4 separate regions of the Homo sapiens genome follow, and regions 1, 3 and 4 are each linked to region 2. The links are chromatin contacts, found by Hi-C or POLR2A ChIA-PET in ENCODE. All regions are on one chromosome and are shown on one strand. Each heading gives the region's core, a stretch centred on a gene start or an enhancer-like site at or near the end of the contact. The rest is flanking DNA. Distances are from core to core; before and after follow the strand shown. Region 1 holds the start of ZNF573 (zinc finger protein 573). Region 2 holds the start of ZNF875 (zinc finger protein 875). Region 3 holds the start of ZNF607 (zinc finger protein 607). Region 4 holds the start of ZNF790 (zinc finger protein 790).

What was found. Hi-C counts contacts between places; a loop is a spot of excess contacts on that map. ChIA-PET counts read pairs that join two places held with the same protein, here RNA polymerase II (POLR2A). Pooled maps may share reads with other maps.
Region 1: a map of CD8-positive, alpha-beta T cell shows a loop between it and region 2 (20-fold over the local background). The contact joins the promoter of ZNF573 here to the promoter of ZNF875 in region 2. A Hi-C loop is called at or near these places in 1 of 168 maps with a recorded cell type or tissue (CD8-positive, alpha-beta T cell) and 12 of 50 pooled maps. POLR2A ChIA-PET finds 5 or more read pairs at or near these places in 6 of 52 experiments (CD4-positive, alpha-beta T cell, HEK293, Panc1 and 3 more).
Region 3: a loop to region 2 is called in a pooled map, with 5 times the contacts of the local background. The contact joins the promoter of ZNF607 here to the promoter of ZNF875 in region 2. A Hi-C loop is called at or near these places in 6 of 50 pooled maps. POLR2A ChIA-PET finds 5 or more read pairs at or near these places in 2 of 52 experiments (WTC11 and activated T-cell).
Region 4: a pooled map shows a loop between it and region 2 (6-fold over the local background). The contact joins the promoter of ZNF790 here to the promoter of ZNF875 in region 2. A Hi-C loop is called at or near these places in 1 of 168 maps with a recorded cell type or tissue (stomach) and 6 of 50 pooled maps. POLR2A ChIA-PET finds 5 or more read pairs at or near these places in 2 of 52 experiments (Panc1 and naive thymus-derived CD4-positive, alpha-beta T cell).

Annotation. Positions count from the first base shown.
Region 1 is chr19:37,775,221-37,782,291 of GRCh38, reverse strand. It overlaps ZNF573 (zinc finger protein 573), which reads left to right and starts at 2,706. Exons shown (of 5, transcript NM_001172690.2): 1 at 2,706-2,748. RefSeq lists enhancers at 1,892-2,554, 2,413-2,762, 2,469-2,763, 2,555-3,218.
Region 2 is chr19:37,327,941-37,335,898 of GRCh38, reverse strand. ZNF875 (zinc finger protein 875) reads right to left here and starts at 1,250. Exons shown (of 5, transcript NM_001353803.2): 1 at 1,117-1,250; 2 at 642-730. The coding sequence starts at 674. RefSeq lists enhancers at 1,086-1,185, 359-1,300, 1,396-1,505, 1,301-2,243.
Region 3 is chr19:37,718,183-37,725,029 of GRCh38, reverse strand. It overlaps ZNF607 (zinc finger protein 607), which reads left to right and starts at 5,269. Exons shown (of 5, transcript NM_032689.5): 1 at 5,269-5,761. RefSeq lists silencers at 5,508-5,617, 5,678-5,767.
Region 4 is chr19:36,836,013-36,843,737 of GRCh38, reverse strand. ZNF790 (zinc finger protein 790) reads left to right here and starts at 5,351. Exons shown (of 5, transcript NM_206894.4): 1 at 5,351-5,401.

The DNA of each region.
Region 1 (7,071 bases), core at 1,457-3,956, 440 kb before region 2:
AAAAAAAAGTGTTAAGATGTGAACACAAATTCAGAGATTCAGAAGCACAAAGTGCTAAGTTAAGGGAAAAAAAGAGTTATCAATACTTTCTTCCTTATGGAGAACAGGATGAATTCTTAAAAGGGCAAGTAATTGTGAGTCTGATATATCTGAAGATAATTAGTATTTCTAATGTTGTAAATGGTTGTGAATTTATAGTCACTATTCCTATTTCCTTTAGACTAGTGACCGTGACTTTGATCAACAGAAACACACCGGGTTAGTACTGTTATCTATGTCTCTCATCATACTATGTGTTAAAATAAGTCGATCAATTTTTGTCTTGTATTTGTTTTCATTTCACTTTATTTTAGTTTCTCTGGAACAGGGTCTCACTCTGTCGCCCAGGCTAGAAGTGCAGTGACACGATCACAGCTCACTGCAGCCTCGACTTCTCCAGGCTCAGGTGATCCTCCTGCCTCAGCCTCCCAAGTAGTGGGGACTACAGGCATGAGCCACCCCGCCTGGCTAATTTTTGTATTTTTTTGTAGAGACAGCGTTTTGATGTGTTGCTCAGGCTGGGCTCAAACTCCTGGACTCAAGCGATCTCTGTCTTGGCCTCACAAAGTACTGGGATGACAGGCATGCACCATGGCCCGAGGTCTGTTTTAATTTTATTAATTGGCTGATTCATTCAGACACATAATTATCAAGTAAAATCTCACTATTTCCTTAGCATTTCCCTTCAATTTAGCTTAGAAAATCTATTCCTAAGTTAATTTTTTAAAACATATACAATTAGCCAGGTGTGGTGGCACATGCCTGTAATCCCAGCTACTTGGGAGGCTGAGGCAGGAGAAGCACTTGAACCCGGGAGGCAGGAGAAGCACTTGAACCCGGGAGACAGAGATTGCAGTGAGCCGAGATCGCGCCACTGCACTCCAGCCTGGGCAACAGAGCGAGACTCCATCTCAAAAAAAAAAAAAAAGGTTTTCTCCAGATCATTTTTACATTTAATTATTCAGTCTGTTTTGACTATACCTTTAAGAATTAAGTAAATATAACTTTACTTCTACACACTATTAGTCAATGTACCTAACACAATTTATTGAATAAACCAGTCCATTCACAACAACATCAAAAGTACGTACATTTCCCAATGTAAATTAATACAGCCATGATGGAAAATAATATGGAGATTCATCAGAAACTAAAAATAGAATTACTATATGTTCCAGCAACCCCACCGGTGGGTGTATAGCTAAAGGAATTGAAATCAGCATGCTGAAGAGATAACTGCACTACCATTCACTGCAGCATTATTCTGCATTGGATACGGAAGCAACCTAGGTGTCCAGCATGTTATAAGTGGATAAAGAAAATGTTACATATTATATATATTATGTATATAACCTTATACACATATATATATGTATATATAAAGGAATACTATTCACTTTTTAAGAAGAGGAAAATCGGCCGGGCACAGTGGCTCGCGCCTGTAAATGCAGCATTTTGTGAGGCCAAGGTGGGTGGATCACCTGAGGTCAGGAGTTCGAGACCAGCCAGATCAACATGGTGAAACCCTGTCACTGCTAAAAATACAAAAATTAGCCGACGTGGTGGCGCATGCCTATAATCCCAGCTACTTGGGAGGCTGAGACACAAGAATCGCTTGAACAGGGGAGGCAGAGGTTGCAGTGAGCTGAGACTGTGCCACTGCACTCCAGCCTGGGTGACAAGAGCGAAACTCCGTTTCAAAAAATAATAATAAGTAAATAGATTTTTAAAAAATAAATAAAAAATAAAAATAAAACAAGGAAAATTCTGTCATCTGTGACAACATGGATAAACCAGGAGGACATTATGCTAAGTGAGAGAAGCCAGTAACAGAAAGATAAATACCAAATACCACATAAGTGGTATTTGTGGAATCTAAAAAAGTCTAACTCTTAAGAGGCAAAGAATGGTGTTTACCAGAGACTGAAAAATGGGGAAAAGGGAGATGTTAATTAAAACAGTACAAAATTTCAGTTAGTCAGGAGAAATAAACTTTGTTAATCGATTGCATAGAATAGCAACTACATAAATAATGTGTTGCATGTTTCAAAATTGCTAAAAGTAGATTTTAAATGTTTTCACCACAAAAAAGTGAGGTGATGGATTTAATTAGCTTGATTTAATCATTTCGCATTGTAAACATAGATCAAAACAGCATATTGTACCCTATCAGTATATAAAACATACAATTATTATTTGTCCATTTTTAAAAAGTTACTTTTCTCATACCTTATAACAAGACTGGACTTCCTCAGGGGACACAGAGCAGAGTCCCCGCCCTCGGGAGCTCATAACCGATCCCCCACGCTCGCCCTCGCGGCCACACTTTGAAAGCCCTCCCCTACCGGCTCTACACTCAAACAGCCCGAGGCTTCGGGCAGCCTCGAGTTCGGATTCCACTTCTCAGCCTTCTGGGGTCACTGAAACCCTCAGAACTCCGAGGACAAGTCGGACACGCCTTCGCCTCAGCCATCTTCGCCAGCGCAATAAGTCTCTGTGTCTTCACACTCCTGGTAGAGGGAAAACTAAAACCTCCGGGAGCCAGCGTCCGGCGGTGCCTGCAATCTAACCGGGATTTGGGGTTCCGAGCCACTTTTCCCACAAGCCACCGCGGTCATGGAGCTTTAGGCTTAAACTACATTTCCCAGAGGGCAACGGGAACACCCAATCTATGGCTTCCCTTCCGTTTTCGCGTGGTTCTTTTGCAAGGTGGGTTGAACTCATTTCAGTATATAACAGGCACAGAGTACTCGCAGGGAGGGCTCTGGGCAATCAAGTTACGTTGGAGCCCAACCTAAACCAGCCGGGGTGGTGGAGGAAGCCCTTTAACCGTGGAAGCCTCTAGTGTGGACGGCCAGTTGTTATCGGAATCTCAGGCCCGTGGGTGCATGAACAGCAGAGGAGGGTATTTGAGTGCGCACGTGAGAGAATGTTGTATATGTCAGATGGGGAATGTTTGAGAGTGTGTGACAGAGAAACTGCGTGTGAGAGGCTGGGATGTGCCTCCTTGACGGTGGGTGCGGTTGTGAGGCTGTGACAGGTGAGTGAGTGGCTGTGCTTGCGTGACGGGGATATGAGGTGCTTGTCCTTTTCATGTACGTTGATTGCGGTGGCACTGCGGTGTCACTTTGAGTCTTGGCTGTAGGTTCCCGGCTGCTGCTTCTCTCCTCCCTCCTCACAGCTGCTTGCGGCTGACACACACAAAAAATGTCTGCAAGAGGGAAGTTGGATACTGAACTCTACATCAAGTTTTCCAGCAAGAAGGCATTGACTTGCTGTGAGATTGGAAACGCCTGGGAGGTTATTTCTTTGTGAGCTCTGAGAGCGAGCTACCTGTCTCAGAACCTCGTCTTTCCCAGAGCTCTGACCCCAGGAACCTGCTGTGAACTCATACCCAGATTCCAGCCTCTCTCCTACCTCCATGTGTTAAAGTGTGTGAACAGGGAAGGCGTGGAGGGTATTGTGTAAGGAGGCATTCCGTGCTTCAAGGAAAGGCCTGATAACTCATGATTTTTTTCTCCCTCCCTGGTCCTGCTATTCCTCAAAAGGACTCTAATGAGGAGGAAAAAAATTCTTTCACATCTAAAACTCAATGTTTAGGCTAGTTGGCTTTTTTCTTTCCTAAGGTTACTGGTTTTAGAGTATGTTTTACTTCATCTGAAATGTGTCTGAATGTCCTAATACCAATCTGCTTTCTTTCCAGTAGATGTTGGGAGCCATTGAGCTGAATCTCATTAACGTTCTCATATTTGGCCGGGTGTGGTGGCTCACGCCTGTAATCGCACCATTTTAGGAGGCCAAGGCGGACGGATCACTTGAGGTCAGGAGTTCGAGACCAGCCTGGCCAACATGACGAAACCCCATCACTACTAAAAATACAAAAATTAGTCTGGCGTGATGGTGCATGCTTGTAATCCCACCATCTTGGCCAGGCTGGTCTCGAACTCCTGACCTCATGATCCACCCGCCTCGGCCTCCCAAAGTGCTGGGATTACAGGCGTGAGCCACCGCACCCAGCCTTATGTGGATTATTTTACTTCATCTTCAGACTATTTTATATGCTAAATGACATTTTCTCCCAATTTACCAATGAGACTTTAAGACACATTTTATTAAGTATCAGAGCTTAAATCTGAAAGTCATATCCTAAAAGACTAACAACAGAATTTGTATTAGTTACTTCAAGAGACCACCTCTTAAATATTACTTTTTTTTTTTTTTTTTTTTTGAGACAGAGTCTCGCTCTGTCGCCCAGGCTGGAGTGCAGTGGTGCGATCTCGGCTCACTTGCAAGCTCTGCCTCCCGGGTTCAGGCCATTCTCCTGCCTCAGCCTCTCCGAGTAGCTGGGACTACAGGCGCCCGCCACCACGCCCGGCTAATTTTTTGTATTTTTATTAGAGACTGGGTTTCACCGTGGTCTCAGTCTCCTGACCTCGTGATCTGCCCGCCTCGGCCTCCCAAAGTGCTGGGATTACAAGCATGAGCCACCACGACCGGCTTTTTTTTTTTTTTTTATGACAAAGGCTTGCTCTATGGCCAGGCTGGAGTGCAGTGGCGCAGTCTCGGTTCACTGCAACCTCTGCCTCCTGAGTTCAAGCAATTCCCCTGCCTCAGCCTCCTGAGATCCATTATATCATTATTATGTCTTTGCATCCTCATAGCTTAGCTTCCACTCATAAATGAGAACATGTAATGTTTGGTTTTCCATTCCTGAGTTACTTCACTTAGAATAATGGTCTCCAACTCCATTCAGGTTGCATCCAATGCTGTTATTTCATTCCTTTTTATGGCTGAGTAGTATTCCATAGTGTATATATATGTGTACGTACACCAAATTTTCTTTATCCACTTGTTGATGGGCATTTAGGCTGTTGCCATATTTTTGCAATTGTGCTGCTATAAACGTGTGTGCAAGTGTCTTTTTCATATAATTACTTCTGTCTGGGTGCAGTGGCTCACACCTGTAATCCCAGCATTTTGGGAGGCTGAGGCCAGCAGATCACTTAAGGCCAGGAGTTCGAGACCAGCCTGGCCAACATGGTGAGACTCCTGTCTCTATCACTGAAAAAAAAATAAAATAATTTTATATAATGACTTCTTTTCCTCTGGGTAGATACCCATTAGTGGGATTGCTGGATCAAATGGTAGTTCTACTTTTAGTTTTTTAAGGAATCTTCATACTGTTTGTCATAGTGGTTGTACTAGTTTTTGTTCCCACCAGTAGTGTAGAAGTGTTCTCTCTTCACCACAACCATGGCAACATCTATTATCTTTTGATTTTTTAAAATTATGGTCATTCTTAGGGAGCAAATTGGTATCACATTGTGATTTTTATTGGCATTTTCCTGATCATTAGTGATGTTGAGCATTTTTTCATATGTTTGTTGACCATTTGTATATCTTCTTTTGAGAATTGTCTATTCATATCCTTAGCCTACTTTTTGATGGGATTATTTGTTTTTTTCTTGCTGATTTGTTTGAGTTCCTTGTAGATTCTGGATGTCAGTCCTCTGTTGGATGTACAGTTTGTGAATACTTTTTCCTATCCTGTGGGTTGTCTGTTTACTCTGCTGATTATTTCTTTTGCTGTGCAGAAGCTTTTTAGTTTAATTAAGTCCCATCTATTTATCTTTACTTGTGTTGCATTTGCTTTTGGGTTCTTGGTCATGAACTCTTTGCCTAAGCCAATGTGTAGAAGAGTTTTTCCAATGTTATCTTCTAGAATTTTTATGGTTTCAGGTCTTAGATTTAAGTCTTTGATCCATCTTGAGTTGATTTTTCTCTAAGGTGAGAGATGAAGCTCCAGTTTCATTCTTCTACACGTGGCTTGCCAATTATCCCAGTACCATTTTTTGAATAGTGTGTCTTTTCCCCACTTTATGTTTTTGTTTACTTTGTCGAAGATCAGTTGGCTGTAAGTATTTGGCTTTATTCTGGGTTCTCTATTCTCTTCCATTGGTCTACATGCCTGTTTTTATACCAGTCCCATGCTGTTTTGGTAACGATTGTCTTGTAGTATAGTTTGAAGTCAGGGAATGTTATGTCTCCAGATTTGTTCTTTTTGCTTAGTCTTGCTTTGACCATGCGGGCTCTTTTTTTGTTCCATATGCATTTTAGGATTGTTTTTTCTAATTCTGTGAAGAATGGTGATGGTATTTTGATGGAAATTGCATTGAATTTATAGATCGCTTTTGGCAGTATGGTCATTTTCGCCATACTGATTCTACCTATCCATGAGCGGGGGATGTGCTTCCATCTGTTTGTGTCATCTATGATTTCCTTCAGCAGTGTTTTGTAGTTTTCCTTGTAGAGATCTTTCACCTCCTTGATTAGGTATATTCCTAAGTTTGTTTGTTTTTGTTTTGTTTTGTTTTGTTTTTGTTTTCTTTTGTGGTTTTTTTTTTTTTTTTGCAGCTGTTGTAAAAGAGGTTGAGTTCTTGATTTGATTCTCAGCTTAGCCGATGTTGGTATATAGCAATGCTACTGATTTGTGTACATTAATTTTGTATCTTGAAACTTTACTGAATTTATTTGTCAGATCTAGGGGCTTTTTGGGTAAGTCTTTAGGGTTTTCTAGGTATATGATTATATCATCGGCGAACAGCAAGTTTGACTTCCTCTTAATCAATTTGGATGCCTTTTTTTCTTTCTCTTGTCTGGTTGCTGTGGCTAGGACTAGTCACTACTTTAAAATGCCAATAATTCAGCAAGGGCCATAAGTTGTAAATAGGAACGGGTAAGTCAGTGTATAGTGAAGACCACTAGAGAGATTCAGGTGATGTGCCTTGGGAATTCATGTGGACGTGGCATTGATTAGATTCTGGTCATCATTGTAACTAAGCTCATGGAATCTATATGGAAGTTAGTGAATATATTCTGTAAGCTTTTACTGTCTAATTTTTTCTTCAAGTGATGTTAGATAAAAAGTGAAACTAGGCCAGGCGTGGTAGCTCATGCCTGTAATCCCAACACTTTGGGAGGCCTAGGAGGGAGGATCTCTTGAGCCCAGGAGTTTGAGACCAGCCTAGGTAA
Region 2 (7,958 bases), core at 1-2,500:
AAAATTCAGGTCAGACTATGTTTGGAGCCGAAAAGACCAAAGGGATTGTGACCAACTCAGCATTCCACTGGAGGTTATATGATTAAACGGTAAACTGTTTATCATGAATGCAGGATGTGAGCAAACGCACACTGCCACCAAAAGATGTGCTGAGAGCCATCACTGCCTGGCGCCTGGCTCCTTGAAGTGATCTACCAGGAAATCTAGCGCCTATTGTTGGAAGGATGCAGTCTTGCAATTGCGAACCAAACGGCCAACTGACAATTACCTGACAATCACCACCCCCTAACTTGTTATCTGTTTTACCAATAAATACGGGAGGGTTGTGTAAAGCTCAGGGCCCTTGTCCACTAGAGACAAAGTGCCCCCGACCCCTTCTTCCAAATATACTTTTTTGTTTCTTGTCTTTTATTCCTTTTGTTCAGTCCACCAGGTCCGTGCAGGTTACAAGTGGCGCCCTGAACAGCGACAGAATCGGACGCTCTACAAGACTATATCAAAATCCTCCTTGTTCTATGGACTAGGAATGACTAGGGCTAGGAATGACTTTGCCCAATACCAACAAGGCAGCCTCCAGGACAAGAAAAGGTAATGGGACCCATTCTGTTGACAGCCAAGATAGAATTACAGTTAATTCTCACCTCTTTTTTGGCTCTCAGGAGCCCTGTGGCCATTTTCCTGGTCTCCTGAGTGCTCTTCCTGGAGAAGGGCAAAGTCTCAGAAGACAGATCTGGGGATGTGAAGAGAAATAAGAGTGGCCTAGGTGGAAACACCCTCCCCACGAAGTGAAGCGCAGTCCGCTCCAGAGCCCCACAGTTGGGGTCTGGGATGTCACAGAAATCACCAGAGCAGCCAATTCCCATCCAGTGGGGGGCCAGGATGACCCAGCCACCCTCAAGCTCAGCCGCAAGCTCGGGACAGGGAGTGAAGCCCTTGTCCCCAAGCAACGGAGTGAGGGTTTATCTCTAACCCTGTGGGCTCGAATGAAAGGAAAATGGCCTGGAGGTGCCCAAAGGAGAGCGCCCTAGTTCTGAGATAGCTCTGCGGCTCCCAGCCGGCGTCCCCGTAACACAGGGACACGCAGAGGGGCATGCTGACTGCCTATAGGGCACTCACGGAACGCGGGTGCACGCTGCGGATCCTGAAGCCGAAAGTCAGGTAACAAGGTGCAGAGGTGTGGGAAAGACCTTAAGAGGGAGGCCTTCCCGGGTCCCAACCAGCTTAACGCGCCTGGGCCACCGACCGGAAGTGTTTCTGACGTCAACGCTACACACTGAAGGGTAGGGAGGGGAGCGGAAGTGACCGCAGAGGCCTCTGGGGATTGTAGTTTCGGAGCTACAGAGGCGGAGAAGTCGGCTTTGCCCACCACACAGGGTGACTGACATCTGCACAGCGCACACAACCAAGTTTACGAACCCACTCTTAAGATGCCCAAGTGACGTTGACAAGTTTCTCTGTAAACCAATGAGATCTGCTGACCGCGAAGGCATCGCGGGACTGCCGAAGGATTCTGCAAAATGTGGTCCCGGTGCTCTGCGGGTGGCCAGTGTGCGCTGACCTTCAAGGTGCGGGTGAGCTGAGCTCACTACGCAAGTCTCCGCCCTGATGCGCCCTTCCCTGAGCAGGTGCCAGGTCGGGACAGACGCGGCTCAGGGAGAGACGATGCTCTGCGGGAACCACCAGTTTGGAGGCGACACCGGCCCTTTGTCCCCTAGAGTAGGAGGGTGTACCAGGACAGGGAACCCCAAGGCTATTTTCGCGGAGAGCAGGATTGGTTTGGGGCAAACTCCCGGAATGCAGATGGGGGAGACTGGTCGCGTGTCCCTAGGATTTTAGGGGATGCAGACTGAACTTGGGGTGAACAGCAAAAGATCCCCTGGTGGTGGTGGGGATCCGAAGCTTGATCAGGAAATTCCCGAGGTTTTTATTGGAGGCTGGGGTACAGGTGCGGCTTGGAGGAAACTTCCGGAGGGTGGGGTGGAGGTGGGGCGGTGTTGGAAAGGAGGCATAAGTCTGACCGTTTTGTTCAACAGGGGTGTTTTCTTTTTGCATTGATTTTATTTTTAAAGATATTACATTAAAATATTGTTTATCTTGATTACTGAGTTTTTTTGGTGACCCTTTAAATTCTGTATCCACAGTCCCCAGCATTTACAGAAGTGAGGGCCTGGCTTCTAGGGCATCAAGCAGCCAGAAAGTCCCTTAGGACAATTGTTGAATTGTCAGTGAGTCATCTTTTCCTTTCCTGACTTCCTTAATATCCACAATTTCCTCGTAACCATCCCTCCAAAGCCACACCCACAAGGCACCTCCAAGACCTATCATGAAGCAGATATTCAAAGATTATTTGTAAATCTTCACACCCTACCCCCTCCAGAATGTCTTCCAACATCCCTTTGCCTGGAGAAGTAAAAAACAAGGTTTGCATGTTGGGTATCAGCCTCTCCCATTGAGAGGGTGTTTAGGAAGGAGGATCAGCCGAGAGCCCTATTCCAGCCCAGGTAAATGACCCGGCCAAAGATTTAATATCTATAAATGTAGAATGCTTGTCACAGAACTCAGTGGGAACCACAGTCAGGCATGGGGCTGGGATTTAAGAAGCACAAATGAAAAGCAGGGACTAGAAAACTTAAGAAAGATATGGTAGGGGTGGGGGTGGGGGTACAGTGAGGATGTGGGATCCTGAGATAATCCAAATCACTATGTTTAGATGTAGGTGTACAAAGGGAGTAAAGAGAGACCCAGGCTGATGGGGTATTTGTAATAAATCAAACATAATGTAACAGCAGGTCAAGTAATAAGGGGACTCTCAAGTGATAAGGATCAAGTGATAAACAGTGAAAGGGGCAGAATGAAACTCTACAGAAATTAACAAACATCAACAAGACATCTAGGAAAGCATTTACAGCTGCATTCATTTAAATGAAAGGTGATAGTTACTCAGTGCTGTGTGCCAAGTACAATGATACACTCTCACCTGAGTTACCCTTGTAAATCTGAACCACTTGTCATTATCTGTGCTTTAAGGAGTCCTATTTTCCACACTCTTAACTGGCTTGAGATGTGAAAATCCATCTAAATTATAAACGCAGTGGGGAAGAAAAAATCTAGTCATGCCCATCAAGGGAACATGTCTAGTTAAAATTAGCATAGATAAAAATCAGCAAAAAACAAAAAAGCAAATTGAAAAAATATTCTTTGAAATTAAAAGCCATACAAACCACTGTGTCACTGATGAGTTAAAGAAGAAACTGGCCTGCAAACCAGAAAATACACTGGAAGAAGCAATAGTTAAAATACTTCAGATCTAAACCTGTAGAATGAGGCTACCTCAGTTCCAAATATATCAGCTTAAAAGTAGTGGCAAAAAGAGCAAGAAGTTGGCCAGGCATGGTGGCTCACGCCTGTAATCCCAGCACTTTGGGAGGCCAAGGTGGGCAGATCACCTGAGGTCGGGAGTTCGAGACCAGCCTGGCCAACATTGCGAAACCCCATCTCTATTAAAAATACAAAAATTAGCTGGGCGTGTAGGGGTGGGTTGCCCCTACACACCTGTGGGTGTTTCTCGTAAGGTGGGACGAGAGATTTGGAAAAGAAAAAGACACAGAGACAAAGTATAGAGAAAGAAATAAGGGGACCCGGGGAACCAGCGTTCAGCATATGGAGGATCCCGCCAGCCTCTGAGTTCCCTTAGTATTTATTGATCATCTGTGGGTGTTTCTCGAAGAGGCGGATGTGTCAGGGTCACAAGACAATTGTGGGGAGAGGGTCAGCAGACAAACACGTGAACAAAGGTCTTTGCATCATAGACAATGTAAAGGATTAAGTGCTGTGCTTTTAGATATGCATACACATAAACATCTCAATGCTTTACAAAGCAGTATTGCTGCCCGCAGGTCCCACCTCCAGCCCTAAGGCGGTTTTTCCCTATCTCAGTAGATGGAGCATACAATCGGGTTTTATACCGAGACATTCCATTGCCCAGGGACGGGCAGGAGACAGATGCCTTCCTCTTGTCTCAACTGCAAGAGGCATTCCTTCCTCTTTTACTAATCCTCCTCAGCACAGACCCTTTACGGGTGTCGGGCTGGGGGTGTCGGGCTGGGGGACGGTCAGGTCTTTCCCTTCCCACGAGGCCATCTTTCAGACTATCACATGGGGAGAAACCTTGGACAATACCTGGCTTTCCTAGGCAGAGGTCCCTGCGGCCTTCTGCAGTTTTTGTGTCCCTGGGTACTTGAGATTAGGGAGTGGTGATGACTCTTAAGGAGCATGCTGCCTTCAAGCATCTGTTTAACAAAGCACATCTTGCACCGCCCTTAATCCATTTAACTCTGAGTTGACACAGCACATGTTTCAGAGAGCACGGGGTTGGGGGTAAGGTTATAGATTAACAGAATCTCAAGGCAGAAGAATTTTTCTTAGTACATAACAAAATGGAGTCTCCTATGTCTACTTCTTTCTACACAGACACAGTAACAATCTGATCTCTCTTGCTTTTCCCCACATGGGCGTGGTGGCCACTGCCTGTAATCCAGCTACTTGGGAGGGTGAGGCAGGAGAATCACTTGAACCCAGGAGGCAGAAGTTGCAGTGAGCCAAGATTGTGCCATTGCACTCCAGCCTTGGCAACAAGAGCGAGACTCTCAAAAAAAAAAAAAAAAAAAGCAAGGAGTTATTAGCTCTATACACTTTTTTTTTTTTTTTTTTTTGAGACAGAGTCTCACTCTGTCGCCCAGGCTGGAGTGCAGTGGTGCCATCTCGGCTCACTGCAAGCTCCGCCTCCCAGGTTCACGCCATTCTCCTGTCTCAGCCTCCCGAGTAGCTGGGACTACAGGCGCCTGCCACCTCGCCTGGCTAATTTTTTTGTATTTTTAGTAGAGATCGGGTTTCACCATGTTAGCCAGGATGGTCTCGATCTCCTGACCTCGTGATCCACCCGCCTCAGCCTCCCAAACGCTGGGATTACAGGCGTGAGCCACCACGCCCAGCCAAGCTCTATATACATTTATAGAAGAAACTTCTAATTTGAAAAACTCAAAGTTTTAAGTAACAATGATCACAAAAGGGGAAGAACAAACTTCCAGAATCTTGGGGACAGAGGGTGGTGTGGTGGGAAGAGAGGGAATTACTCTGTCACCAATGAGTCAAAAAAGTTATTAAAGATTAATTTTAAATGAATAAAACTAAAAACCAAGACTTACAGAATGAGACTAAAACCATGGCTGGAGGAAAACTTTTAGCCTGAAAGTAGCCTATGACTTAGAAATTAAGGCAGAAAACTAAGGAGTAAGCAGTTACCCTTCAGGTTAGAAAACCAACAGAATAACAGGAAATGAGAGAGGGAGGAAATAATCAGATGGGGCTGAGATGGGGGCTTATGGGGATGAAGGAGGCAGGAAGAGCACATTAAGTCTGTGCATAAAGTCACTCCCTAAGGACAGTCCCTGAGAGGAAAGTGGGTGCACAAGGATCAGGCTAGGTGTAAAAGGTGACAGGCAACCCTGGAGGGTACATTCAAGGGTTGACAGTGGCTAAGAAAACAGGAGGGAAAGTCAAGTGTTGAGCCTTTCCTGTCCCTAGCATGGAAGACATCAGGAGCTGATGAGTGAAAGTGATAAACACCATTCTCATCACCAAAAAAAGTCAAGTATTTGAGGTAATGGATAGGATAATTTGACTTAAACATTCCACACTGTATGGAAAAATCATAACATCATTTTGTACCCCATAAATATATACAATTTAAAAGATAGGTAAAAATCAGAAAAAAATTGAAAAAATATTCTTTATTTTTCAAACATATATAATTTATGGAGTACAATCTAATTCATCAATGTATATGATTTTTTTTAATGGTAAGTCAATAAACACAGCAAACAGTCCCTTGAGAGGCAGAGAAGGAAAATGGGCACAATCTGCCCTTAGAAAGACACAGCATTTAAATCCACGCATGTGAGAACTCCAGGATTCAAGACTAGGGGTCAAAACACAACCTGGTTTATCACCTATAGCCACAGGATGGCACCAACACCCACTGCTCCAGCCTGAGCTGGCCAGAGAGAGAGAGCATCCAGGAAAAGCTGGAACCTCCCAGAAGGCCTGAGACCTGCAGGTACCACACTGTAGTCCACTGAAGAGGAGGGCCCAATGTGAGGGGGAAAAAACCACTGAGGAAACATAATATTTGTGTATTTTTAATAAGATATTTAATACGTGTTCAGGTAGAAGTAGGTACAATGACAGAAAATAAGGTAGAGGAATGTGCTAGACACCACAGATACGTAATGATGGACAATAAATGACATGATGTGGAGAGTTCACCCACACATGCAGACTTCTTATGTTCACATAAACATTTATCTGCATGCATCACCCAGTAGAGACAAACTGCACTTACACTGTGAAGTCAACGAGGAGATAAAGTAAAAATCAAATACTTATGGAGAGAGTCAGTCTCTCCATTTAGTGGGAAACCCTTCAGAACACGCACACAGCATCTCCCCTCCCTTCTGAATACCATCCATAGCCTGCAGCAGTAGATGGCAAATCACAGCCTGGGCCACCCTTCCCAGAATGTCAAAAACATGGACATGCAGACCACAGAATTCACCAGATACCCAAGCTGGGTGGTGCGAGGCTCTGAAAGACATGCTTCAAATAAGAGGGACTAGAAAACTCCGCAAGGGAGCAACAGGGATCAGGGATTCCAGGAGGATCCAGGGGCCTGTGCGAAGAGCAAGCAGTGAGCAGATGTGTGTGTCAGTGATTCGGTGGCATGAACTCAACACCATCTAATACAGCAGCTCACGTTTCTTTGTGCATCAGACTCACCTGGGGACTTGTTAAACACAGATTGTTGGGTCTCACTCCTAGAGTTTCTTCTTCAGTATTCTGGGGAGCAGCCTGTGAATCTGTATTTCCAGCATGATTTTCAGGTGCTACTGATACTATTGGTCCAAGGACCACACTATGATCTAATTTAACATCAGATTAGGGGAGGAACTAAGGAGCAAAGAAGCAACAGAATGGACCTGAACCCTGTACGGGCTTCTCTGTAAACTCCTCAAACATAAAAGCCTTCGAGACACTCAAAGAGCATTTACAGCATCATGTCTACAAATACAAGGCACCACGCAGGGAGTGCTCCATCAAGTAGAGAGAAGAGCTCACTGAGTGTCCCTGTCTTAGTCTGTTTGTGTTGCTATAACAGAATACCACAGACTGGGTGATTTATAAGGGTTCACTTGGTTTATGGTTCTGAACACTGGGAAAGTGAGGGGCCTGCATCTGGTGAAGGTCTCGCTGTGTTGTCCTATGCTGGAAGGTAAAAGGGCAAGAGAGTGACCACATGTGAGAGGGAGAAGGGGAAAGACAGAAAGGGAGGAAGCCAACCTCATCCTTTTATCAGGAACCCCCTCCCAAGATAACTAACCCACCCTACCTTCATCCATTCATGAGGGCAGAGCCTTCATGACCTAATCACCTCTTAAAGGTTCCACTGATCAACACTGTTGCATTAGGGGTTGAGTTTCCAACACATGAACTTTGGGGAACACATTCAAACCACAGCAGTCCTCATGTAAACCTTCCAGAAAATCTGTGTGCCTGGCACTCTGGAATCCCTCTTTTCCACCCTTTCTCTTTTTTTCTTTTTTTGAGACAGAGTTTTGCTTTTGTTAACCAGGCTGGAGTGCAATGGTGCGATCTTGGCTTACTGCAGGCTCCACCTCCCAGTTCAAGTGATTCTCCTGTCTCAGTCTCCCAAATAGCTGGGGTTACACGCATGCACCACCACACCCAGCTAATTTGTATTTTTAGTAAAGATGGGGTTTCTCCGTGTTGGTCAGGCTGGTCTTGAACTCCTGACCTCAGGTGATCCGCCCGCCTTGGCCTCCCAAAGTGCTGAGATTACAGGCATGAGCCACCGCACCTGGTCTTTCCGCCCCTTCTCACTG
Region 3 (6,847 bases), core at 4,020-6,519, 390 kb before region 2:
AAACAAAGCTCAAAAATATTGAAAAATATACCAGAATACCTGGCAAGGTAACATTTCAATGTTTAGCATCCAATCAAAAGTTACAAGACGGGTGGGTGCAGTGGCTCACGCCTGTAATCCCAGCACTTTGGGAGGCTGAGGTGGGCAGATCATCTGAGGTTGGGAGTTCCAGACCAGCCTGACCAAAACGAAGAAAACCCGTTTCTACTAAAAATACAAAAAATTAGTCGGGCCTGGTGGTGCATGCCTGTAATCCCAGCTACTCGGGAGGCTGAGGCAGGAGAATCACTTGAACCCGGGGAGGTGGAAGTTGCAGTGAGCAGAGATCACACCATTACAATCCAGCCTGGGCAACAAGATCGAGACTCTGTCTCAAAAAAAGAAAAAAAAAAAGGTTACAAGACATGCAAAGGACCAGGAAAACATGACACATAACGAGGAGCAAAATTGATTAATCAAAATTGTCTCACGTATTAGAATTGACAGGTTATCAGAATAATTATAATGATATTTCATATGTTGACAAAGGTAGACCAAAATATAAGCACTTTTTTTTTCTTTTTTTTTTTAAAGACAGGGTATCACTCTTTGGCCCAGACTGGAGTGCAGTGGCCCAGTCATGGCTCACTGCAGCCTCGACCTCTTGAGCTCAGTTGATCTTCCCACCTCAGCCTCCCTGGTAGCTGGGACTGCAGGCATGCACCACCATGCCCAGCTAATTTTTTGTATTTTCTAGTAGAGACAGGGTCTTGCTTTAGCCTCTCAAACTGCTGGGATTACATGTGTAAGCCACTGCACCTGGCTGAAATATAAGCACTTTTAGGAGAATCATGGGAGATGTTTTTTTAAACCACATTAAACATCCACAAATGAAAACTACAATGTCTGAGATGTAAAATACTCTGGAGAAATGATTAGATATTGCAGGAAAAGGATTAGTAAGCTTAAAAATTTTCCCAATTGGTGAAAACTGTAGACTTACAAATTGAAGCAACTCAGTGAATTCTAATCACAAGAAATGTAGAAATCTAAACAAAGACTGATCATAATCTAATTGCTTTAAAATAGTGATAAAGAGTAAGTCAGCAGAGAAAGGAGACTACATAGAGAGGAACAAATGCAAGAATAAAAGTATTTCTTGTTGAAACCAACATAACCTAGAAGACAGTTGAGCAAAATTCTTGTATAGCGCAGAAATGAAAAATGTTACCTTGAATTCTATACAATGTGAAAATACTTTTGTACGAAGGTGAAAATTTGTGGATGTCTGATTTTTTTAGACATCTAAAAGATGAGAGGATTGATGCTTTCCTACACTCTAAGAAATGTTAAGGTTCTTCAGACAAATGGAAAGTGATATCAGATGGAAATTTGGACCTACATAGGAAATGACTAATATGTGGGTAAATATATCTTATTATTTAAATTGCTTAAAAGATGATTGAGCTGGGCGTAGTGGCTCACACCTGTAATCTCAACACTTTGAGAGGCTCAGGTGGGAGGATCACTTGAGCCCCAGAGTTTGAGACCAACCTGGACAACATAGTGAGGCCCTGTCTCTGCAAAAAAATTTAAAAATTAGCCAGGTGTGGTGGTGCACACCTATAATCCCAGCTACTCAGAAGGCTGAGGTAGGAGGATTTCTTTAGCCTGGGAGGTCGAGGCTGCTATAAGCTGTGATTGCACCAGTTGAGGCTGCTGTGAGCTGTGATTGCACCACTGCACTCCTGCCTGGGCAACGGAGCAAGATCCTGTCTTTAAAAAACAATAAGATAGTCTGGGCGCAGTGGCCCACACCTGTAATCTCAACACTTTGGGAAGCCAAGGTTGGTGGATCACTTGAAGTCAGGAGTTCAAGACCAGCCTGATCAACATGGTGAAACCCTGTCTCTACTAAAAATACAAAATTAGCCGGGCCTGGTGGCGCGTGCCTGTAATCCCAGCTACTTGGGAGACTGAGGCAGGAGAATTGCTTGAATCTGGGAGGCGGAGGTTGCAGTAAGCTGAGATCGTGCCACTGCACTCCAGCCTGGGTGACAAAGCAAGACTGTATCTCAAAAAATTTTAAGAATAATAATAATAACATTATTACTATCTTTCAGAGAAACTAAATATGAGGAAAAAAATGGTTTTACTTCCATTAACTTTAATTCTGACTCTTCATTTCTTGTTTAGATACAAATTTCTGATTCTGTCCTATTCTTTCTCAAGAATTTTCTTTAACATTTCTTATAAAGAAGATCTGCTAACAACAAATGCTCTCAGTTTTTACTTGTTGAAAACTCTGTATTTCTTTTTTATTTCTTTTGGTAACAACTTTGTATATAATTCACATTCCATCCAATTCACTCATTTAAAGTGTAAAATCCAGTAGTTTTTAATGTAGTCACAAAGTTGTGAAACCTTCAACACAGTTTTATAACATTTTCATCACGCCAGCATGAAAGCCTTTAGCCACCATCCCAATTCCTTCTGCCACCGTTCAATTTAGGAAACAATTTACTTTCAGTCTCTATAAATTAGCCCACATTGGAAATTTTATATGAGAAGAAATTTCACATAGAAGGAATCATAAATATGTGGTCTTTTGTACCAGCTTCATTCACTTAGCATAGTGTTCAAGGTTGATCTATGTTGTAGCTTGTATCAGATCTTCATTTCCTTATATTACCAAATAATAGTCCATTGTGTAGATATGCCACATTTTACTTATCTACTTATAAAATGAAGAACAATTGGGTTTTCTTTCCAGTTTTGGCTATCATGAATCATGCTGCTATAAATATCTGTGTACAAGCTTTGTGAGAACATATGGTTTTGTCTTGAGAATATACCTAGGACTAAAATTGCTACATCGTATGGTAACTCTACATTCTTCTGAGGAACTGCCAGACTGTTTATACAGTAGTTCTACCATTTTCCAGTGACACCATCAATGTATATAGGGTTCTATTTATCCAAATCCTATCCAAAATTTGTTATTGTATATTTATTTGATTTTAGTCATCCTAAGTAGTATATCTCATTGGGGTTTTGGGGTTTTGATTTACATAGTCTTTTTCTTTGTTTCCCAGGCTGGTTTCGAACTCCTAGGCTCAAGCAATCCTCCTGCCTCGACCTCCCAAAGTGCTGAGATTACAGGCATGAGCCACTGCTCCTGGCTGATTTGCATATTCTTAATGATTAATATAGAACATGTTTTCAAGTATTTAGTAGCCATGTGTATACTTTTTTTTTTTTTTTGAGAAATGCTTATTCAGTTACTTTGCCCATTTTTGTTGGGCTTTTTATTATTGAGTTGCAAGACTTCTTTATATATTCTAGATACAAATCCCTTATTGGATACATAATTTACAAACAATTTTTCTCACTCTTTGGGTAGCTTCTCACATTCTTGGTGGGTTTTGAAGCACAATGTTTTACAATTTATGTCCAATTTCCTTTTTTGATGTTGTTGCTTGTGATTCTGATGTCACGGTTAAGAAACAATTGCTGACTATAAAGTCCAGAAGATTTATGCCTACATTTCCTTCTAAATGTTCTACTGTTTTAAGTCTTACACCTAGGTGTTTGATCCATTTTGAGTTGATTTTGTATATGGTGAGAGGCAGGGAACTCAATTCATTCCTTTCTATGTGCATCTCTAATTCCAGTCTTTTCAACAAAGACTACTCTTCCCTTCCTTAAAATGCCTTGGTATCCTTGTTGAAAATAGTATGTGGAGCCGGGCGCAGTAGCTCATGCCTATAATCCCAGCACTTTGGGAGGCCAAGGCGGGCAGATCATCTGAGGTTGGGAGTTCGAGACCAGCCTGACCAACATGGTAAAACCCTGTCTCTACTAAAAATACAAAATTAGCTGGGCATGGTGATGCATGCCTGTAATTCCAGCTACTCAGGAGGCTGAGGCAGGAAAATCGCTTGAACCTGGGAGGTGGAGGTTGCAGTGAGCCAAGATCGTGCCATTGCACTCCAGCCTGGGCAACTAGAGCAAAACTCCGTCTCAAAAAGAGAAAAAAGAAAAAGAAAATAATATGTGGAGTCAATTTAATCCATTGATCTATGTGTGGTATTTCTGAGAGATTATTCAGGAGATTCAGGAGCAACAAATCCAAGAACTAATTAAGAGAAGAAAAAGTGATCAATAAGTTCTTAAATTGTAACTTTAATAGTTTTTTTTCCTTGACTATTTGTATTTTTGAATGGTGATTTTTTAGTTTTGTTCCTTTTCCTCTTAGGGTATAGACAAATATTTTTTATTTTTAAATTAATTTTACTTATTTATTTTTTGAGACAAGGTCTTGCTCTGTTGCTCAGGCCAGAGTGCGGTGACACCATCATACCTCACTGAAGCCTGAACTTCCGGGCTCAACTGATCCTCCTACCTTTGTCTTTGGAATAGCTGGGCCCACAGGCGTGTGCCACCACACCAGGCTAACTTTCATTTTTGGTAGAGTTTGGGAGGAGGAGAGGGGTGTCTCACTATGTTTCTTAGGCTGGTTTTGAACTTCTGGCCTCAACTGATCCTCCTGCCTTGGCCTCCGAAAATGCTGGGATTAAAGGCGTGAGCCACCGTGCCCAGCCTGTATTCATCAATATTTTATTAAGCCAAAGAAACAGGAAATTCGGACTATTAAATATTTGTCCGTTTTAGCTGTTGTAAATATTTCCCCCAAATTTACTTACCTAAAAATTTTTCTTATTCGTTTTTTACCATTTGGAAATTTTGGATGCTTCTAAATAACTATGAAGATTTACAAAGTATTACATGAAGGATCAAAAAAATTTTTTAAATTTCTTATTTTATCTTCAAGAAGCCTATTCCAGAACAAAAATAATAAAACTATTTAGCAGTTATTTCTTCAGATGATTTTTTAGTCAAATTTTTAGTCAAATATATTCGTGTCCAAAGATGAAGAACATAATGTCATGTATTGAAGAATGTGATGGAACTTCAAACCCTCATATAGGACGTGAGTCCATTTACTTAGCGCTTGACGAGACAAGCTGGGCCTGTCGGGTGGTATTAAAAGTCCCAGTCCCATGTGTTACCAAGGAGGCCGGCTCTACCTCAGGAGCCATGAGGGTTTCGGCGCCCCACCCTGAGGAGCTCACACCCATCCAGCAGGTGATCCCTTCCGAGGCTACCTGGATCAGTTTCTACTCAGACTCGCCTCCTACTGGCCCTAAGAACGCACTAACTCCACCCTAAGCCTCAGGCCAGGGGCCCAGTAGTGGCCGATCTGCGCATGCGCACTCGAGGCAAGGCGGCCACTCCCAGAAGTCTCCGGGGCTCGAGCGGTGGGTGGGAGGCGCGGTCCAAGTGGTCGCTGCCGTATTTCTCGTAGGTTTTTAGGATTCTGGACTCCATTTCTCACCGGTACCTGCGGTCCTGACTGTTCTGGCTTGGACTACATATTACAAAGGCAACGGAGAAAACTTGGACCCCTGGCTCCGGTTCCGGGACCTTTTGGTTCCACCTGAAGAAGGCGGCGCAGGTCACTGCGGGAGCCTCTGCAGCCCCAGCCCGCCGCCCGCGTGGTACCCTGCGTGGCGGTGAGAGTGGGGCTGCAGGAGGCGCTCAGAGCGCGGAGGCCCCCAGGCGGGCCGGGCGAGTCTCCCGCCTCCTCAGGCCCTAGGGTGCTGGAGCTGCGGAGGAGGGGCCCGTCTCTAGGAGACAGGCGGGGAGCGTGAGAGACCGCGCAGCGGCGACAGGACCGGCTTGCCTGTGTGACGTGGGTGCAGTTGCGGGACTGTGAGGGGTGCGTAGTCGACCTTGTGTGACCTGTACATGCCGTGTGTGTCCTTTGTAAAGCGTGCTTCGCTGGGCTCTGTGGGGTCTATTGACCCTTGGCTCCAGGTTCCCTGCTGCTTCCTGTGCCTTCCTCAGCCTAGTACGACTACAACAGAGAAATGGTCCCAATGGGAAATCAGATACTGAGTCTTAGATGAAGATTTCCAGTGAGAAGAAACAGATAGGATGAGAAGCTTAGAAGAGTAATTGCCCTTAAGAAAGGTATGATAGATTCTGTTAAATAAAAAAGTATTCAGTGACACTTGTTAAAGCATGCAAAGAACCCTTTATTCAGGACCATGGTGGTAGGTATTGGGATCCCGGCTGTGAGATTTTGCAGTGGGTAACAGACATTGGGCTCAACTCCGAATTCAGCATGAACAAGTGGGAATTTATAGCCAAGAAGGTTAGGGATCACTGGATGAGAAATTACTAAGAGGAAATGTCTGGGTTAAGGAAGATTCTGACTAAACGCACCTAACAGGATTATTTCTGGAGAGAGAGACCTGGGGGACGGTGGAGGATGAAGATACGGAGGCGAAAGGGTCTTGCTAAACTGACTTAGAATAGTTCTTTGCTATAGCCAGATTTTACAGTGAAGTGTACAGATGGGCCTAGCTGAAGGTGTAGTAGCCTGACTAAAATTTGGTCTGGCAGGGTTTGTCAGTTTCGAGTGTAGGATTCCCTCCTGAAAAGGGTTGTTACTCCGCCCCCACCTCCCGGTTCTTGGAGTTTCATTTACATGTTTAACAAACACGGCCTTGAATTCTGACCCCAAGAACCTGCAGTGAAGGATGATTGCAGGTTCCATCCAACATACTTCCTTCTGGTCGTGTGTATGAAATTACGCGCCTGCAGCCTTGGAGGGGGGAAACATAAGCGCTAAGTATTATGAGGCAATTTTGGATATTCCGTTTTGGATTTCTGTAGATCAAAAGCAACAAGAATATGAACTTAGCCGTGATGTGAAGGAAGTGAGCCAGAATTTAAGTTTTCCAAAATAGGAATTCTCGGTCATTGGTGTACTGTCTGTAGACCAATGCCCTTATGGGCA
Region 4 (7,725 bases), core at 4,102-6,601, 500 kb after region 2:
TGTGCCTGGCCGACCTGTTTGTTTTTTCAGAGTTTTCTGTCATACAGTCCTGTCTCGGCATGCTTAATACTTTTTAAAATTAAATTCTGGACTGGTGTATAAAAATAGTAGAGGCTGCAGATAATATCTTCCTTTAGAGAATTCATCCTTTCCTTTACTGGGCAGATCAAGTAGGGGCTGATGACCTTCATTTAATCAGTGATTGAGTTGAGTCAGGGCTCCATTACGGTTGTGGAGGTTCATTGTGCTTCTGGTTTGCCTGCTCCTAGGACGTAGCCCATCAGGGTTTCAGGAGGATCTGGTGTGTTCACCAAGGCACCTTCCCCTGACAGGGCCTGAACTCAAAATCTTTGTCTTCTTAATCCAGCAAGACTACCAAAAACTCTGCTGCTTTTTGGAAGCTTTCCGCCTAAGTTCCTGAGCCTCCTGACCCAACCAGTTTCAGAAATGGGTAACTGTCTTGAGAAGAAAACCAGCCTTATGTAGAGTTCAAGTCTGTGTCCCTCTTTTCTCACAGGGATCTTGGCCCATAAAGTCTCCAATGTTGTGTTTTTAGGCCCAGAAAACTAAAGTCCTAGCAGTCTGGATCCTTCTGCCCTTTGCCAAGAATTGGCAAATAATCCAGGAAAAATGTGGCTGCACAATGTCTGTGATTACCTACAATCTATAGTCTTGACTACGCTATTCCTGGTTGTCCCAAACACTCCTTCATGTCTTTTTTTTTTTTTTTTTTTTGAGATGGAGTCTCACTGTTGCCAGGGCTGGAGTGTGGTGGTGCGATCTTGGCTCACTGCAACCTCCACCTCCTGGGTTCAAGCGATTCTCCTGCCTCAGCCTCCTGAGTAGCTGGGATTACAGGCATCCGCCACTACGCCCAGCTAATTTTTTGTATTTTTAGTAGAGACAGGGTGTCACCATGTTGGCCAGGCTGCTCTCGAACTCCTGACCTTGTGATTCACCTGCCTCAGCCTCCCAAAGTGCTGGGATTACAGGCATGAGCCACCGCGCCCAGCCCCTCATGTCTTTTTCATACAGGAAAAAAAAGTTAAAAAGCTTTGTGTTTTTTTTTTTTGTATTATATCTGATTTTTTAGTTTTCTGCAGGAATACTGGTTTGCTGCAAGCCACTCCATTGTATCCCTAAAGTGACTTTTATAGTTTCATTCTGACTATATTATTAACTTTGTTTCATTGGATATGAAGGTGAATACCTTTTTAAATATTTAAAACTTATTATTTCCATGAACTATGTTTCCTTTGTCTGTCTCACTATAATACTAATTTTTTAAATTCTAGAAATATTATTCACTTTTATTGAAATGTATGAGCACTTTATATATGGTGGAAATTAGTGATTTATAAATCTCATATAGGCACATTTTATAATATTTTTTCCTGGTATCTATCTTTTTATTTCCGTTTATGCCCTTTGCACATTTTAAGCTTGAGGTTATTTGTTTACTTGTTGAGTTTTGAAGGTTCTCTATATATTCTGGATACAAGTCCTCTGCCTGATATATGATTTACAAATATTTTCTCCCAATCTATCCCATGTCTTTCTCCTTAACGGTGTTACTTCAATAGCAGACGTTTACATTTTCTATGAAGTCCAGTATATCAAGTTGTTCTTTTATGGATTGTGCTTTTGTTGTCATGTCTAAGAACCCTTCATCTAACTGCAGGTCATGTACACTTTCTTTTATGTGTTCCTAAAAAAGTTTTATAGGCTAGGAGTGGTGGTTCATGCCTGTAATCCAAGCACTTTGGGAGGCAGAGGCGGGAGGGGCGCTTCAGGCCAGGAGTTTGAGACCAGCCAGGGCAACATAGTGAAACCTTGTCTCTACAAAAAAAAATAATAATAACTTCTCCCCTCCCCCCACCCCCCACCCCGAGATGGAGTCTTGCTATGTCCTCCAGGCTGCAGTGCAGTGGTGTGATCTCGGCTCACTGCAACTTCCACTTCCTGGGTTCAAGCAATTCTCCCTGCCTTACCACATCCAGCTAATTTTTGTATTTTTTAGTAGAGATGGGATTTCGCCATGTTGGACAGGCTGGTCTTGAACTCCTGATCTTAGGTGATCCGCCTGCCTTGGCCTAAAAATATATATATATATTTTTTGAGATGGAGTCTTGCTCTGTTGCCCAGGCTGGAGTGCAGTGGTGTCATCTCAGCTCACTGCAACCTCCATTCCCCAGGTTGAAGAGGTTCTCATGTCTCAGCCTCCTGAGTAGCTGGGATTACAGGCACGAGCCACCATACCCAGCTAATTTTTGTATTTTTAGTAGAGATGGGGTTTCACCACATTGGCCAGGCTGGTCTCAAACTCCTGACCTCATGCGATCCACCTGCCTTGGCCTCCCACAGTGCTGGGATTACAGGCATGACCCACCGTGCCCAGCCTGTTCCTTCCATTAATCTATCTTTCTGTCCTTCACCAAAAACACACTGTCTTGATTACTTAGGGCATCTCAACCTTGGACCATTATTTGGGACTGGATAATTCTTTGTTGTGGCAAGCTATCCTGTGCTTGTAGTGTATTTAGCAGCTTCCCTGACCTCTGTCCTCTAAATGCAAATTGTACCTCTCCAGTTGTGACTACCAAGAACTTCATACTGTGCTGTATATCTCCTGGAGAACAAAATCACCTCTGGTTGAAAAACATTATGGTAAAGCTTTGAAAATATTAATAATATTTTAAATTCCTTTTTAGATAGTTCCAACATCTACATCATATCTTTTTCTTTTCTTTTAATTTTTGAGGTAGGGTCTTGCTTTGTTGCCCAGGCTAGAGTGCAGTGGTGCAATCACAGTTCACTGCAGCCTCAAGCTCCTGGGGAGATCCTACCTGAGTCTACCTCTATTTGTTTGTTGTTGCTTTTTGCTTTTATGTCTTGAGTGTCATGATTTTTCTTGCCTTTTCATGTGTCTTGTAATTTGATGTTGCTGAAAACCATACATCTTTAGGACAGTAGTGAGCAGAAATTAGTTAACATAGCAGGTCTGAGACTACTTATCCTTAGAAAGGCCTGATATGCGAGGTTAGTCTTTGGCTTGCATCTAGAACTTGAATTTCAGATTGGTTCCCACCTTCCTAATAAGTGGCTTACTATGCCTAAACTTTTTGTACAAACAGTATGGTTTATGTTAAACACCCGCTTTCCTTCTGGGAATTTGAAATTCTGGTATGTGTTAGGCACAGACTGCCTATGTGACCAGCCCCCAATAAAAACATAGGGCACTGAATCTATAATAAACTGCCCTGATTGGTAACATCTCACATGTATTGTCACAACTCACTGCTGGGGAACAAATAAATCCCATATAAATTTACTGGGAAAGAACCCTTCGCAGTGTGCACCTGGTTTCCCCTGGACTTTGCCCCATGCGCTTTTTTCTTTACTGATTTTCTTTTGTATCACTTCACTGTGAGCCTCCCAGTGAATCATCAGAGCTTGGGCGTGTAGTGGTTGGTCTTGGGGTCCCCTGCCAGTAGTACCAGGAAAATGATGTTGATGGCTGGATGGGCATACCTTTCCTTCTGTAAGGCCTTTACTATGGGGTTTTCGGTTAATCCAGTTAGGAGTTTAACAACTAATCAAGACAGAAAATTTGTACAATTTGATTGCATTTATATACATTTCACAGCAAGATTAAAACTTTTTTTTCTTTTTTTGAGATGGAGTTTCGCTCTTGTCGCCCAGACTGGAGTGCAGTGGTGTGATCTTGGTTCACTGCAACCTCTGCCTCCTGGGTTCAAGCGATTCTCCTGCCTCAGCCTCCAGAGTAGCTGGGATTACAGGCATGCACCACCACACCTAGCTAATTTTTGTATTATTAGTAGAGACAGGGTTTTACCATGTTAGCCAAGCTGGTCTCGAACTCCTGACCTCAGGTGATCCACCCTCCTCAGCCTCCCAAAGTGCTGGGATTACAGGCGTGAGCCACCGCGTCCAGCTGAGAGATTAAAACTATTAAAGAGCCAAGATATTATTAATACCCTAAAGATCAGCTGGAGCTGGAGCTGGGTATCAGAAATGATCACACAGGTTATGTGCAGTGACTCATGCCTGTAATGCCAGTACTTTGTGAGGCCTACTTGGGAGGATCACTTGAGCCCAGGAGTTCGAGACCAGCCTGGCCAACATGGCGAGACCCTGTCTCTATAAAAATTAGCTGAGTGTGATGGCACACACCTGTAGTCCCAGCTATTCTGGAGGCTGAGGTGGGAGGATCACTTGAGCCAGGGAGGCAGAGGTTGCAGAGAGCCTAGATCGTGCCACTGTACTCCAGCCTGGGTGACAAAGCCAGACCCTGTCTCAAAAAAAACAACAAACAAACAAACAAAAAGAGAAATGATCACATAGAATGGGCATTTGTTCTTGAGATACCAACACTTGTGTGGAGTTATACTGAACTTACACATTTTATGCACTTCAAGTATTTTCTGTTTCACAATAAAAAAAGAAACAACTATTTTAGTTACCTGATAAGTTTGAAAGTACTGAAAAAAATTACTCCTCTGTCAGAAAGTTTAGATGTAGATTGAAATGATGTACATCTAAAAGAGAAGCAAATGAAAACTGGCAAGTGTGTACTTCAGCAAAAAGAATGGCATGAATGGAATTTACAAAACAGTACTAATGTTACTATAAACATTAATTGAAACCAAACACTTTAAGGGCGATTGGAGGATGGGAATAAGGTATTAGGAAGAGTTCTCATGGATTCCCAGACAGGGTACCCCTATAGGGCTGGGCATGTAGCTGTGTCCCATGGATCGTTTCCCCTTCGTTCTATCCCAGGCTGGTACTTGTGGGACAAGAGGTGTCCACCCAGCCGGGCCGAGGCTCGGGCAGAGACGGGACAGACTCGCCACTCGCTTGGCACAGTCTTGTAGGACTTTCCCGCCATGCCACATAGGTCAGAGGCCCACGCAGCGAGCTCCTACTGAAAACCATCGCACCATCCCCCCGGGGCATTTCTGCAGTGTTCCAGGCTCTGGACTACATTTCCCAGGGCCGTCGGGACCAAGGTTACTTCCAGCCTAAGATGGCCTGGGCTTACTGTCCTGTTCCCAGGGCTGGGAGCCTTTTGCAGAGGTAGGGCAGCCTGCATGCCTCCGCTGAAGCTTCCTAAACGCGGCCTGGAATTCTGGAAGCTCTCGGCAGCAGATGTGAGCGGTGTGTGGGCGATGGTCTTTGCCCAGCGAGGGGATGGGGCTCAAATGCAGGGTCCGTTAATGGTGACCGCGGTGTCCGGGGCAGTTAAAGACGGCCCAGGCTCCGGACTACATTTCCCAGAGTGCACCGTTCCCCGGGCAACTTCCTGTCAGCCCTCTGTCCCTTTAGGGTTAATAGAAAGATCGCGGAACCTTCCACCATCAAGGGACCGCAGGGCCGGGTGAGTGATTCCGAGACACAGAAGCCGAATGACTCCGGAGGGCCCGAGGCCGGGGCTGAGGGGAGTGAGGTGCTAATGTCTTTGGAGTTGGTGGCTTTGCCGGCGAGGGAGCGTGGGGGCGAGCGATCGCGATGGGAGCAGTGGATGCGAGAGTGAAATTGATGCAGGAGCTGGGGCCGCGACGGGAGCTTGTGTGTGTGTGTGTGTATGTGTGTGTGTGTGTGTGTGTGCGCGCACGCGCACACGACGTTGACAGGCGCTGTGTGTGACCCTAATGGACTATTTAAATGTGACTGTATGTACGTGATTATGACTGCGTCGCGTTGTGCGTGACCACGTTCGTAAAGGTGGTGATAGCAGCCGCTATGGGGCCAAAAACAAAGAATTGAGCTTTGCGTTGAGTGACAGGCATAGTCCTTCGTGAATGTGTGGGGAGCAGTTTTTGTGCTGGCCCGTAGCTGGATTGGAGTGGGGGCAACCTAGAAGGAGGGGAGAAGAATGGGACACAGTGTAGACAACATAGTTCAAGAGTTTCTCCGTAAATTAGAGCAGAGAAATGGAGCAGCAGGTTGGGGTAGAGGGCTGGGGAAGACGGCTGGGGAACAACCACCCATCAACATGTTGTTGGAAATGAGCCACGAGAGGGGGGAAAAGTCCAGGCAAGGGTAAGTAAACAAGGCTCATCTGTGTGGGTGTAGTTAAAAATGCAAGAATTAAAAAAAATAGAAAAGGGTAATCGCGCTGCAGAGAGTAAACCATGAGCTGAAGATTTCAGATATAGGGGGAAAATACCCTGTGTTTGGTAGAGGTCAACAAAAGTGAGATGTGGTGAGTTATATACAATCTCATGGCAGGAAATTCAAAACTAGAGTTTGTGGAGGGAGGAAGAAAGGTCTGAAGGTAGTGAACAACAAGGAGGCCGGCCATCTGTTCCATTTTCAGACCCACTGGTAAGAGGCTGTAGCTGGGGAAATGTTGAGAGGGCTGCAGAGTCCTCCAGATACAGCCTAGTTTCTGTTAGACTCAGAATGTTAGGGCGTGTTCAAGGAAGTGGTTGAAGATAAAAGAGGAGTTGGTTGTTAATGAATTATGAATTCCATTATGAAGGCATACAGGAAAAGTGTTGAAAGTTGGGAAGAATGAGAAAAGGGGACAAATGAGACTTGATGGTATACAATGTCCGAAAAGACAGTTGACTAGAAATTCTGGGACTTCTTATAGTAGATAAATATAAATACAAGGTTGGATTGACATTTATTCTGGTTGGATTCAAGTCAGTTTTGGAGAGATAGCGTGGGATAGTGAAAGATGATTTCTTGAGTGTGAGAAACAAACTTACCCGTCCCAAAGAATGGACTCAGAGACCCGGAGAACAGCAAAAGTGAGACTTTTAATGATGGTCTTGCAAGATCAGTGTCTGATAGGCACACCCAACAGTTTCAACAAGCAATTTATCCCCTAGTGCACAGGTTCCTCCCCTGGTTCCTCATAGGCTGATAACTATGGGGTCACAATCTTCCCGGATGTTGCCTATTGATTGTTGGGTAGGGGCTTCAGGTGTTTTGTTTTTTGATTTTTGTGAGACAGAGTCTTGTTCTGTCACCAGGCTGGAGTGCAGTGGTGCAATCACGGCTCACTGCAACCTCCGCCTCCCAGGTTCAAGTGGATTCTCCTGCCTCAGCCTCCCGAGTAGCTGGGACTACAGGTGCGTGCCACCACGCCCAGCTAACTTTTCTATTTTTAGTAGAGATGGGGTTTCACCGTGTCGGCCAGGATGGTCTCGATCTCTTGACTTTGTGATCCGCCCGCCTCGGCCTTCCAAACTGCTGGGATTACAGGCGTGAGCCACCGCGCCCAGCCGGTGTGTGTGTGTGTTTTTTTTTTAGGCTTGTCTTGCTGCATTTGGTTGCGGCCCACAATGCACTGCAATCCTAGTTAGCTCAAGGTCTCTTCAATAGTTGACTTATGACCTAAGCAGCTGGGCAGGCTGATAAAAGCAGACAAAATGAGCTATTTTGCAGGCTAGCAAACTTTCATCTTAGACTAAACTTCTTTGGTTTGGGTGAAGGCAACTAAGTGGGGGAAAGGGAGAAAGCGGGAGGCTGACAAGCAGGCATCATCTATCCAAGCAGGGGCCTAGTATATCCTGTTTCTTCTGTAGTTTGCTTACCTAAGCCAATTCAAGGCATTTTGTCTTGGAAATGGACCACTGTATACATTATTTCCTTCACTGAGTATCTCTCAGAAAGAAGGAAGCTTAAGATAGAAGGGGGGTCAAGGTAGGCAGAATGATGGCCCTGCAACCAATGTTTACTTCCTAATCC